Linked DNA regions of Homo sapiens: region 1 is linked to region 2. Evidence: chromatin loops called from intact Hi-C (ENCODE). Cell type or tissue: IMR-90. All regions are shown on one strand. Each heading gives the region's core, and the rest is flanking DNA. Links, peaks and the distances in the headings are about the cores only. Region 1 overlaps FIRRE (firre intergenic repeating RNA element). Region 2 overlaps FIRRE (firre intergenic repeating RNA element).

The links. A loop is a pair of places that touch in the nucleus more often than their neighbours do. Peaks named below come from ENCODE experiments on the same cell type or tissue, not always from the same donor. Only the 100,000 strongest peaks of a DNase experiment are listed, where the experiment ranks them.
Region 1: a loop joins it to region 2, with 11 times the contacts of the local background. A loop is called at or near these places in 8 of 110 quality-filtered maps.

What each region holds. Positions count from the first base shown.
Region 1 is chrX:131,776,345-131,781,726 of GRCh38, forward strand. All of the region lies in intron 4 of FIRRE (firre intergenic repeating RNA element), which reads right to left. Among named protein-coding and RNA genes, the nearest start is that of FIRRE, 52 kb to the right of the region's middle. RefSeq lists an enhancer at 2,385-2,724. In IMR-90, for the core only: a CTCF peak has its summit at 2,416; a DNase peak (open chromatin) is centred at 2,397; H3K4me3 peaks cover 544 bases; H3K27ac peaks cover 391 bases.
Region 2 is chrX:131,725,682-131,731,063 of GRCh38, forward strand. The region is part of intron 8 of FIRRE (firre intergenic repeating RNA element); the gene reads right to left. Among named protein-coding and RNA genes, the nearest start is that of FIRRE, 100 kb to the right of the region's middle. RefSeq lists enhancers at 2,796-3,085, 3,276-3,425, 3,526-3,585. In IMR-90, for the core only: CTCF peaks have their summits at 3,139 and 3,808; DNase peaks (open chromatin) are centred at 3,100 and 3,830; H3K4me3 peaks cover 1,428 bases; H3K27ac peaks cover 787 bases.

The DNA of each region.
Region 1 (5,382 bases), core at 306-5,305, 51 kb after region 2:
CAAAAGTGGGCATTTTTCTCCTGTTCATGATTTTAGGAGCAAAGTTTTCAGTCTACCTCTTGACTATATTATTAGCTGTAGGTTTTAATAAATGCCCCATATATCGTGCTGAGAAAATGATCTTCTAATTACATATTATAGATTGTTTTGAGTTGCTTTTCTGGAGAGATGGACTACAGAAAGTGTCTACTGCACCATTGTCATTGATGTCACTTTTGCTACCTGTTTTTGAATTTGTAGGAACACTCATCCTTCTTCAAAATGTGCCTGACAAAATAGTCACATATGAAAAAGTAGTTACAGATAGATAGGCAATGAGCACGGCAGGAAAGGGCTCTCCCTGACCCAGTAGGAATGTCACATGATGGTTCGGCAATGATCACATTGCCCCTCTAAAAATGATAATTTGGTAGCCTGGGAGAGACAATCTCCTGATGATCCACATCTGTTAATATTAAAAGTACGAATTGAATGCAGGCCACAGGGAGAAGCAGCTTCTTGGGCATGCGTATTAAGACACAAAATGGCGAAATATGATGTTCCGGGTACATGCCACCAGAAAAAAGAAAAAAGCCTCAGATGGGCATGTGTATAACTCCCTAAACACACTGCACAGTGCTCAATTCCAAAGGGTAAGGAGGGCACTGCGCATGCGGAAAGCTCACCCTAAAGGAAGAATCATGAGCAAGAGGTAAGCCTATAAGGTCCCATGATCAAGGTTAAAAGGTCTTTTTGTTCTCTTGGCCATTCAGGCACCCACTTGGATCTCTTCCAAGGGTTCTTTCTTTCCTTTCTTTCCTGTTCTAAAGCCTGTTAAATAAACTTCCACTCCTGCTCTGAATCTTGCCTCAGTCTCTTTTCCTGCTTTATGCTCCTCAGTGAAGTTCTTTCTTCTGAGGCGCCAGGACTGAAGTTCCTCTGGACCTATATGGATATGCCGCCTGTTACTCGGGGTAACTCGGTTCACTGCCACCGCTAACAAAGTGAGATCATGGGTAATGCTACCTCCCACAGACAAGCACTTTTAAAATGTGGATTAATTTTCAATCCTTTTCACTCCTTTTGTTTCCCATCCCTTTATGTGTAACAACTCCACTAAATAAATAAATAAATAAATAGAATGGCCGGGCACAGTGGCTTACGCCTGTAATCCAGCACATTGGGAGGCCAAAACGGGATGATCACCTGAGGTCAGGAGTTCAAGACCAGCTTGGCCCACATGGTGAAACCCCGTCTCTACTAAAAATACAAAAATTAGCCGAACTTGGTGGAACCCACCTTTAGTCCCAGTTGTTCGGGAGGCTGAGACAAGAGAATCCCTTCAACCTGGGAGACGGAGGATGCAGTGAGCTGAGATCGTGCTGCTGCACTCCAGGCTGGGCGACAGAGCAAGACTCCATCTAAAAAAACAAAACCAAAAAACAACTCTACTAGAAGATGTAAAACTTTAGGTCCTTTCAGTCTTTAGACAACTAGATGCCCTTGAGACTATCAGCAAACATACTGGCTCCTGCTTTATCACACCTGGAACAGGCCTGTCTTTGGTGTTCTCATACTGCTGCAACAAAGGACTGTGATACAGTAACACTGCCTGAAAGCCTGCTAACTCTTGCTCCAAGGGACAGGACAGAACACACACACCCATCCCCCCCACACACAGCATCTAATGTCTCAGGAAATCCCTGAAGAGTATGTAATGCATGGGAACATGCTGTGTTCTGGTGTTAAATGTTGAGACCATGAGATGAAACTGAGTGATCTCGATAGGAACTGAACATAGGGACTATGAGGATCACGCCATGTGGAGCATATAGGCCAGGGAGTTATGACTGCTATCTGGTCCTTACTCTGTGGCTCATGCCAAATTGTTGACTACAAACAACACTTGAGGCTAGAACATGAAGAACTCCTAGTTTTCTGGGAGGGAAACCAGGTCAAAGACCATCAGGATTTGTAAATTGTTTGCCAAAGATCTCTTCCTAGTTTCAAATAATTTTTTCCTTATTGCACTTTTATCCACCAAGTTTATCACCTGAAGGAGACAATTTGATGCCATGGAACTTGCTGGACTGTAACTGTGTGAAGTAAATCCTATCCAGATGGAACTTGCTGGACTGTAACTGTGTGAAGTAAATCCTATCCAGATAGACACAGTGAGGAGTATATTTAATTTCTGAAAGAACAAGATTCCTGAGGAGCATGGGTAGTTCAGGCCTCATTTTGTTTTCAGATGGACAGAAAAATAGCAAAAATTCAACAGTAAGACAAGGTTGCACCAAACAGGACAAATCTCCATGCAGCCAGATTTGGTGGCGCCTTTTTCCTCTGAGTGGCGTTTTTTCAGACATAAAAGGCGGGGGAAGAGTGCGCCAAGATAGGGCTTCCATGAAAAATGTGAATCACTACTGCCACCGTGAGGAAATTGTTTAAAGACAGAATCCGCCATCACACACTCCTTCCCAGGAAGCTATGGGGGAAGGTCTCAATTGGGCCGAGGTGGAAGAGGATTGGGCTCCAGACTAGGTCTTGTTGCCTTCTCCTCTCAGGTCTTAAGAGAGCTCTGGACATTGACGGTATCTTGGTGTAGAAACTGGACAGTAAGGGGCTTGGAGTGAGGCAGCGGCTGCCAGGCGGCCCCGGCACAGGAAGTCGGGAGCGGGGCCTCGGTTCCTCCTGGTTTGGGCAGGACAGCAGGAACCCACTCAAAGTCGAATTCTTGCTCTTGTGGGAATCTGTCTCCTGTTCCTGCCCCTTAGAGCAAGAGCTGGCGGGCTTTCCCATGGTGTCATCTTGCTACAGGTCTTTGGGTCTCTTGCGGCATCAGTATCCGCCCACAATTGACAGGGTTCCTCCAAGGGAAATTTACAGGATTTGCTTTCCTTCACTATCCAGGTTCTATACCAAGACACCGCCAAAGTCCAAATCTCTTTTAAGGCGTTAGACGAGAAGGCAAGGAGGATCAGCATGGATCCCAGGCCTTTTCTACCTCCCCACAGACCAGACCTTCTCCAACAGGTAGCCCTCAGGGGAAGGACGTTGACGTGGCGTAGGGTGTCTTTAAACTATCACCTTACGATGGGACTAGTGCTCTAGATGTGCCAAGATGTGTCTTGGATTCCCTCTTCTCCCGCCCTCCCTGTCTGAAAAAACGCCACCCAGACACAAAGGCACAAGAAAATATGGCTGCCTTGTTTTTTGCCCAGTTTGGAGTCATCTGGTCTTACTGTGTCACTTTTGTTTCCCATCTGAAATCAAACCAAGGCCTAAACCACCCACCCTCATCGGGAATCTTACTCCTTCAGAAACTTAAAATCTTCCTAACCTAGTCTATATGATTATGAATTACCTCAGACTTACAGGTCCAGTAGTCTCCATGGCATCAAACTGCCTCCTCAGGGGATAAATTTGGGGATGAGGGCACAAGGATAAAACTGCTTGAACCTCAGAGGAGATCTTTTCCAGCAAACAAGTTACAGACCTTGGTGGTCTCTGACCTGGCTCCCCTTCCCGACAACCAGGAAGTTCTTCATGTTCTACCGCATGTGTTGCATTGTAGGCAACAATTTGGCAAGAACCATAGAGGAGGAACCAGAAAGCTGTCATTGCTACATGCCATATGTGCTCCACATGGCATGATACTCATACTACATATGTTCAGTTCCTGTCGAGGTTACTCAGAGTTTCATCTCATGGTCTCATCATTTAACATCAAAACACGGCATGATCCCATGACACTACATATTCTTCAGGTATTTCCTGAGACTTTAAGTGGTGTGTCTGTTTGTGTGTGTGTGTGTGTGTGTGTGTGTGTGTGTCTATTTTTAAATAATTTGTATTTTAGATATAAGTCTTACAGTATTCTCCTACTGGTTAATTAAAGAATAATGCTTGACAAAGATTGAGAAAAATCAATGTACTAATAAAGATGAAAAGCACTACGATACAATTTGTCAAGGCAAAAAATAACCATTTGGATTATTTCCATATATATAATATATATATGGAGTATTTCCATATATATAAAATATATATATGGAGTATTTCCATATATATAAAATATATATATGGAGTATTTCCATATATATAAAATATATATATGGAGTATTTCCATATATATAAAATATATATGGAGTATTTCCATATATATATAATATATATATGGAGTATTTCCATATATATATATATAGAAATATATACATATATATATACACATAGAGAAATATATACATATATATATATATATATATATATACACACATACACTTTTTCTCTTTGGGGGGAGCGAAACTTTTTCTGTCACCCAGGCTACAGTGCAACGGCGCAGTCTCGGCTCATTGCAACCTCCAGGTTCAAGCAAATCTCCTGCCTCAGTCTCCTTAGTAGCTGGGATTACAAGCGCAGGCCACCAGACCTGATTAATTGTTCTGCATTTTTAGTAGACATGGGGTTTCGCCATGTTGGCCAGGCTGGTCTCGAACTCCTGACCTCAAGGCATCCAAAATCCTTAGCCTCCCAAAGTCCTGGGATTACAAGTGTGACCCACTGCACCCAGCTATAGATACATTCCTAATTTCATGCAAATAATAAATCTGTATTGAAATTGGGTTACACTTTACATTGTAGTTTGGAGCAGATCACATGTATATTTTAACAAAGCTTTCAGGAGCATGAATTCATTTAAATATCATCAATACTAAGTGTTGTTTTCAACATTTCAAGCCTTCAATGTAAATGAAGGAAAATCTGAAAAATATATGTTCAAAAACATTCCTTTAGAAAAGTAGACAGTATTTATTTATTTATAATTTTTTTTTTTTGAGATGGAGTTTCGCTCTTGTTGCCCAGGCTGGAGTGCAATGGCTTGATCTCGGCTCACCGCAACTTCTGCCTCCCAGGTTCAAGCGATTCTCCTGCCTCAGCCTCCCAAGTAGCTGGGATTACAGGCATGCGCCACCAGGCCCGGCTAAATTTGTATTTTTATTAGAGATGGGGTTTCTCCATGTTGGTCAGGCTGGTCTCAAACTCCTGACCTCAGGTGATCTGCCCACCCTGGCCTCCCTAAGTGCTGGGATTAGAGGCGTGAGCCACTGCACCTGGCCAATTTTTTGTTTAAATTATAACAGATGCATCACAATGTGCATTTTGGCTCTCTAGAATACATATTTGACTACATGTTTGGTTTAAGGTTCTGACATGTTAGAAGTAGAGTAACATACACTTTACTTTGTCATTTATCTTACCGTGTGGTAAGTTTAATCCTCAAGGTTCTATAATTTTTCTTTTCTCCCTAAATCAGAGGCAGGGAATGGCTGTTTATGAGGCCACAGAGAATGCAATTAAGATCTTGTGATGGGCCAGGCACGGTGGCTCATGCCTGTAATC
Region 2 (5,382 bases), core at 156-5,155:
AATCACAATTATAGTTATTATGCTGTTATTGTAAATTACAGAAATAACCAAATTTCCTTGTATAAAGCTACTAACCCAAGTAAATCAAATAATTAAATATAAAGAAAACAGTGTTAAACCAGCTAATACTAAAATTGTTTAAAATAGTTTATAACCAATGCTTGATCCCATATTCCTAGGAAAACAATTAAAGTTTCAGGTACATTTGGCCACCTGGTTGGCCATTTAAACATTTTATAAAGGGATATCATTCAATTGTCATTTCAATGCATGTTTTCTGGTTGTATAAAAGCTTTCCTATGCAACAGAGCTGATGTTCTAATAGTAGATTATTATGCTACAGTGTATTTTCACCAGGTTAAAAAAAAGGCTTTTTATGGTTTGGATCTTCTGAGAACATCAGAAAAAGACTGTCCTTGCCATCCACACTACAACAAAACTTAGGGACCTTGAGCTTTGGGTTCATGGTCTTGCAACTAAGAAGGGTTCCTCCACACTTTTGGAACTGTGCACCCATTGTAACCCTTGAGGTAAAGCTAACCAGGGAAATTTCTCCCAAGAAGAAGATGGCATCCTTGATGTGAATATCTTTCCCAAGGTCACAGATTAAGACTTCTAGTGACATGAAACTCTTCTCTTTGAAAGTTTTTTTCTTGCTTATGTCTCTGTGAACAATAGAAGTGGAAAAGTGTCTGTTATGTGCACTAATAGGGTGTACTTTTATTTGTGAAGGAGCTTCCAGCCAGCCTGCAAGTGTAAGGTTACATGGATAAGCTTATACTTTGGTAGATAAAGGATAAAGGCCAATGTATGTAAGAAACTTTAATGGTACATGCATTGCCTCATAATCAGTCAAAAGCAGAACATTGGTTCATTCCTCTTGGCCCATTTCATTGGTTGAAGAGAACACTGCCAGAGGGCCTTCACTCTTCTCAAAGGGCATCATTTGTTAAGTCCTTTTTCCATGATTTGGAGTAAAAGAAGCAATGATTGGAAATATATCCCTCATGATAGGTTCTATAGCAAATTCTACTGTAAAGGCTGCAGTTGCACAGTGATTCTAAATTCTCTTGTGAAAGTTGGGATAGAAATGGCTAAACAGAAAAAGTATCTGTGCAGCTGCTGGCACTTGTGGCCTATGGGGAAATACATCAAATGAGGATTATAAAAATTCAGTAGTGGCCAGGCATAGGTGGCTCACGCCTGTAATCCCAGCACTTTGGGAGGACGAGGCAGGCAGATCATGACATCAGGAGATTGAGACCATCCTGGCTAACACGGTGAAACCCTGTTTCTACTAAAAATACAAAAAATTAGCTGGGTGTGGTGGCGGGCGCCTGTAGGCCCAGCTACTTGGGAGGCTGAGGCAGGAAAATGGCGTGAACCCGGGAGGCGTAGCTTTCAGTGAGCCGAGATCGCGCCGCTGCACTCCAGCCTGGGTGACAGAGCGAGACTCCATCTCAAAAAAAAAAAAAAAAAAAAAAAATTCAGTGATCGGGAATTGATGAAGAAATTGCTTCATTAAGTGAGTAAACTCTTTATCTAGCTCATTCTTTGATCTGTTTGGTTTTAGGAGGTTTGGTTTATGGAGATCTTGGGTAAGGGGCATACTCCAAATTCTTGGTATATCCTCTAATAATAGTCTCCCTGGTGTGCTGCGTTCTCTCAAAGGTTTTAAATGCTTGCATGCAGCCATCTCTAAAATGAAATATAGTTTCTTTTCAACTGGAATAACAAGAGCCAAAAGAATCTGCAACCATGAGGACACCGTAACCTATACCTGACGTGCTGAGAATGAAAACCCAAAATAATAGTAACCAAGAGTGGCACTAAGGCCCTAAGTTTTGGTCCCACTCTCACTCAAGTGAAAACCTGAATAAAGGGGAATTTTTTAAAGAAAATTATGGGAGGCCATTGTTTTGGACTGAGCTCATGCACTAGGCCCCTACAAACCAAACCAAACCAAACCAAAATGGAGTCGCTCGTGCTAAAACTTTAGGGAAACGCATAGATTCTACAAGAGACCAGGTTTTGTTTTTTTTCTCCTGCATATCTCTATAAAAAACATTTCTGACAGCATAGGTATCAACCCCCTGAAGTTCCCATTAAATCTTTTAGCCAAATTCATTTCCTCTCGCCTAGATAATCATCAAGCTTCAGATGATCATGCAACCACGGTTCCAGCCAGTTCCAGGTGAAGACACCACCCCTGGCCATCAAGAAGCTACCCTGCCTCCACGAGATAGAGCATGGCGAGAGTTCCGTGATTTCCAATAGGTAGGGACTATGCCCCAGGTCGGCATGAAGCAGTTACAGAAGAAAGCTCTTCAGTCCCTCTGCCTCACATAAAGATTTATGGGGATCAAGTCTCTCAGCGGGGAGATGAGGCAGGAGAATAGGGCCTGGAGGCAGGGGACCTAAGGCTGTTTTACGCTGACTTCCTAGAACTAAATTGAAAGGAAAACCCTCACTTTCAACGCCTAAGTAACAAAAGGACCAGAGGCTACTCCCTTTGACCTTTTCTGCACTACAGATGGAAAATTGGCTGTGGCAACAAATTAGGCTGACTTCTGGCCTAGTCTTCGTTTGCATACAAGTATAACTTTGTTAACTTCACCCTAGCCTCTGATTGGTTGCTTTTTGCAACCAATCAGATATTTGCACAGGAGTGTGACCTTTGTAACTTCAGTTTAGCCTCTGGTTGTCTCCTTTCTGCAACCAATCAGATTTATTTCGGGCGACCACTCCACTTACATGAGGTGGCCAATGGGAAACTTCTAGGGGGTATTTGAACCAAAGAAGATTCTGTATCCAGGCCCTTGAGCCTCTGCTGAGGCCATCTCCCACAGTGTGGAGTGTACTTTCGTTTTCAGTAAACCCTTGCTTTCATTCTTTTGTTACTTCATTCTTGCTTTGCTTTGCTGGGCATTTTATGCAATTATTTGTTCAAAACGCCAAGAACCTGGACAACTTGCAATCCTGACCCTCTACGGGTCACAAACCCAAGTTGCACCCAACTGGACAAATCTCCAGTAATCCATGTTCAGTGGCGCCTTTATCTCTGGAAGGCGTTTTTTCAAACAGAAAGGGCGGGAGAAAAGGGCTCCAAGACAGGGCTTGATTGAAAATGTGGAACCCTACTGCCACCGTGAGGAAATCGTTTAAAGACGGAATACGCCATCATGGCGTCCTTCTCGGAAAGCCTCCCTGTGGGGGAAAGGCTGATCTGTAGGCCCCCAGGCTATGTCTTCCTGCCTTTTCCTCTAAGGCCTGAAAAGAGACAGGGACATTGGCGGTATCTTGGTGTAGAATCTGGAGAGTGCGGGGTTTGGAGTGAACCAGCAGCTGCCAGGAGGTACTGGCACAGGAAGTCGTGGAGCGGAAACTTGGTTCCTCCGGTGTGGGGAGGACAGTAGGGAACCAGTCAAACACACATAGAGGCTCTTGTGGGCATCTGTCTCTTCTACCTGCCCTTTGGAGCAAGAGTCAGCAGGCTTTCACTTGCTAGCATCTTGCTATGGGTCTTGGGGTTTCTGGTAGCATCAATATCGCTCACAAGGAACACAGTTATTCCAAGGGAAGTTTACAGGATTTGCTGTTAGAACCTTCACTCTCCAGGTTCTACAGCAAGGTACCGCCAATGTCCACGTCTCTTTTAAGGCCTTAGACGAGAAGGCAGGGACTCTGAGCATGGAGCCCAAGCCTCTTCCACCTCCCCACAGACCAGACCTTCCCCAACAGGTAGTCCTCACAAGACGACCCATGTAATGGCGTAGGGATCCGTTAAATGACATCCTCGCGATGGCGGTAGTGCATCAGATATGCCAGAAAGCCCTGTCTTGGAGCACCGCCCCCTTCTCCTGCCCTTCCTGTCTGAAAAAACGCGACTCATAGACAAAGGCGCAACCAAACATGGATGCCTTCTATTTGCCCAGTGTGGAGCCTGCTAGTCTTACTGCTGCACTTTTTCATTTTGTTTTCCACTTGAAATCAAACCGAGGCCTAAAGCACCGGTCCTCATCAGGAATCCAGTTCTTCCAGAAATTAAATATCCTCCTGACCTACTCTGTGTGGGTTTGATTTACTTCAGAGTTACAGGTCCAGTAATTTCCGAGGCATCAAACTGTCTCCTTCAGGGAATACATTCAGTGGATGAACTCACAAAAAAGAGAAAAGGAGCCGGGCGCGGTGGCTCACGCCTTTAATCCCAGCACTTTGGGAGGCCGAAGCTGGCGGATCACCCGAGGTCAGGAGTTCGAGACCATTATGGCCAGCATGGCAAAACCCTGTCTCTACTAAAAATACAAAAATTAGCCGGGCGTGGTGGCACAGGCCTGTAATCCCAGCTACTCCAGAGGAGGAGGCAGGAGAATCACTTGAACCTGGGAGGGGAAGGTTGCAGTAAGCGGAGAGCGCACTATTGCACTCCAGCCTGGGCAACAGAGTGAGAGTGTCTCAAAAAAAAAAAAAGAGAGAGAGAGAGAAAAGGGCTAAAAGCTTGAAAGCTTGGAAAAGAACTCCAGCAAAAAATTTAAAAATCCCAGAGGTCTTCGCCCTGGCTCCCCTGTCAGGCATCCAGGGAATTCTTCCTATTCTAAGAGCCTTATGTGGTACATCATAGGCAACAATTTGGCATGAGCCATTAGAGGAGAAACCAGGTGACGCTCCTTACTGCATGCCATATATACTCCAAATGCCATGATACTCATAGAACATATGTTCAATTCATATCAAGGTGGCTCAGGGTTTCATCTCATGGTCTCATCATTTAACATCAAAACACAGCATGTGCCCGTGCCATTACATATTCTTCAAGTATTCCCTGAGACTTTATGGGGTGTGTGTTTGTGTTCGTGTTTGTGTGTGTCTCTGAGAGTTTTATAATTGGTCTTTTAAGTATAAGGATTACAGTATTCTCCAACTAGTAAATTAAAGAATAATGCTTGACAAAGATTAAGAAAAATCCATGTATTAACACAGAAAACCGCTACCATACAACTTGTCAAGGTAACTCATGAACTTATGGATTATTTCCATGCATCTTTCAAAATGTGCATACATTAACTTCATGCAAAAAAATAAATCTGTGTAAAAAGTGGATTACTGTGTACATAGTGGTTTGGATCAGACCAAATGTGTATTTTAATGAAACTTTCAGATGCATGAATTAATTCAAATGTCACCAGTACTAAGTCTTATATGTCAACATTTCATGCCTTCAATATAAATAAAGGTAAATCTTAACATACAGCCTCAGGAAAATTACTTTAGTAAAGTAGACAATATCAGCTCTTTGATTTTTTACAGCTACATCACTACACATTTCTAAAAAAAAGTTCATGAAGAGACAAAGACATCAGAAATTATGGCTACCTAACATTT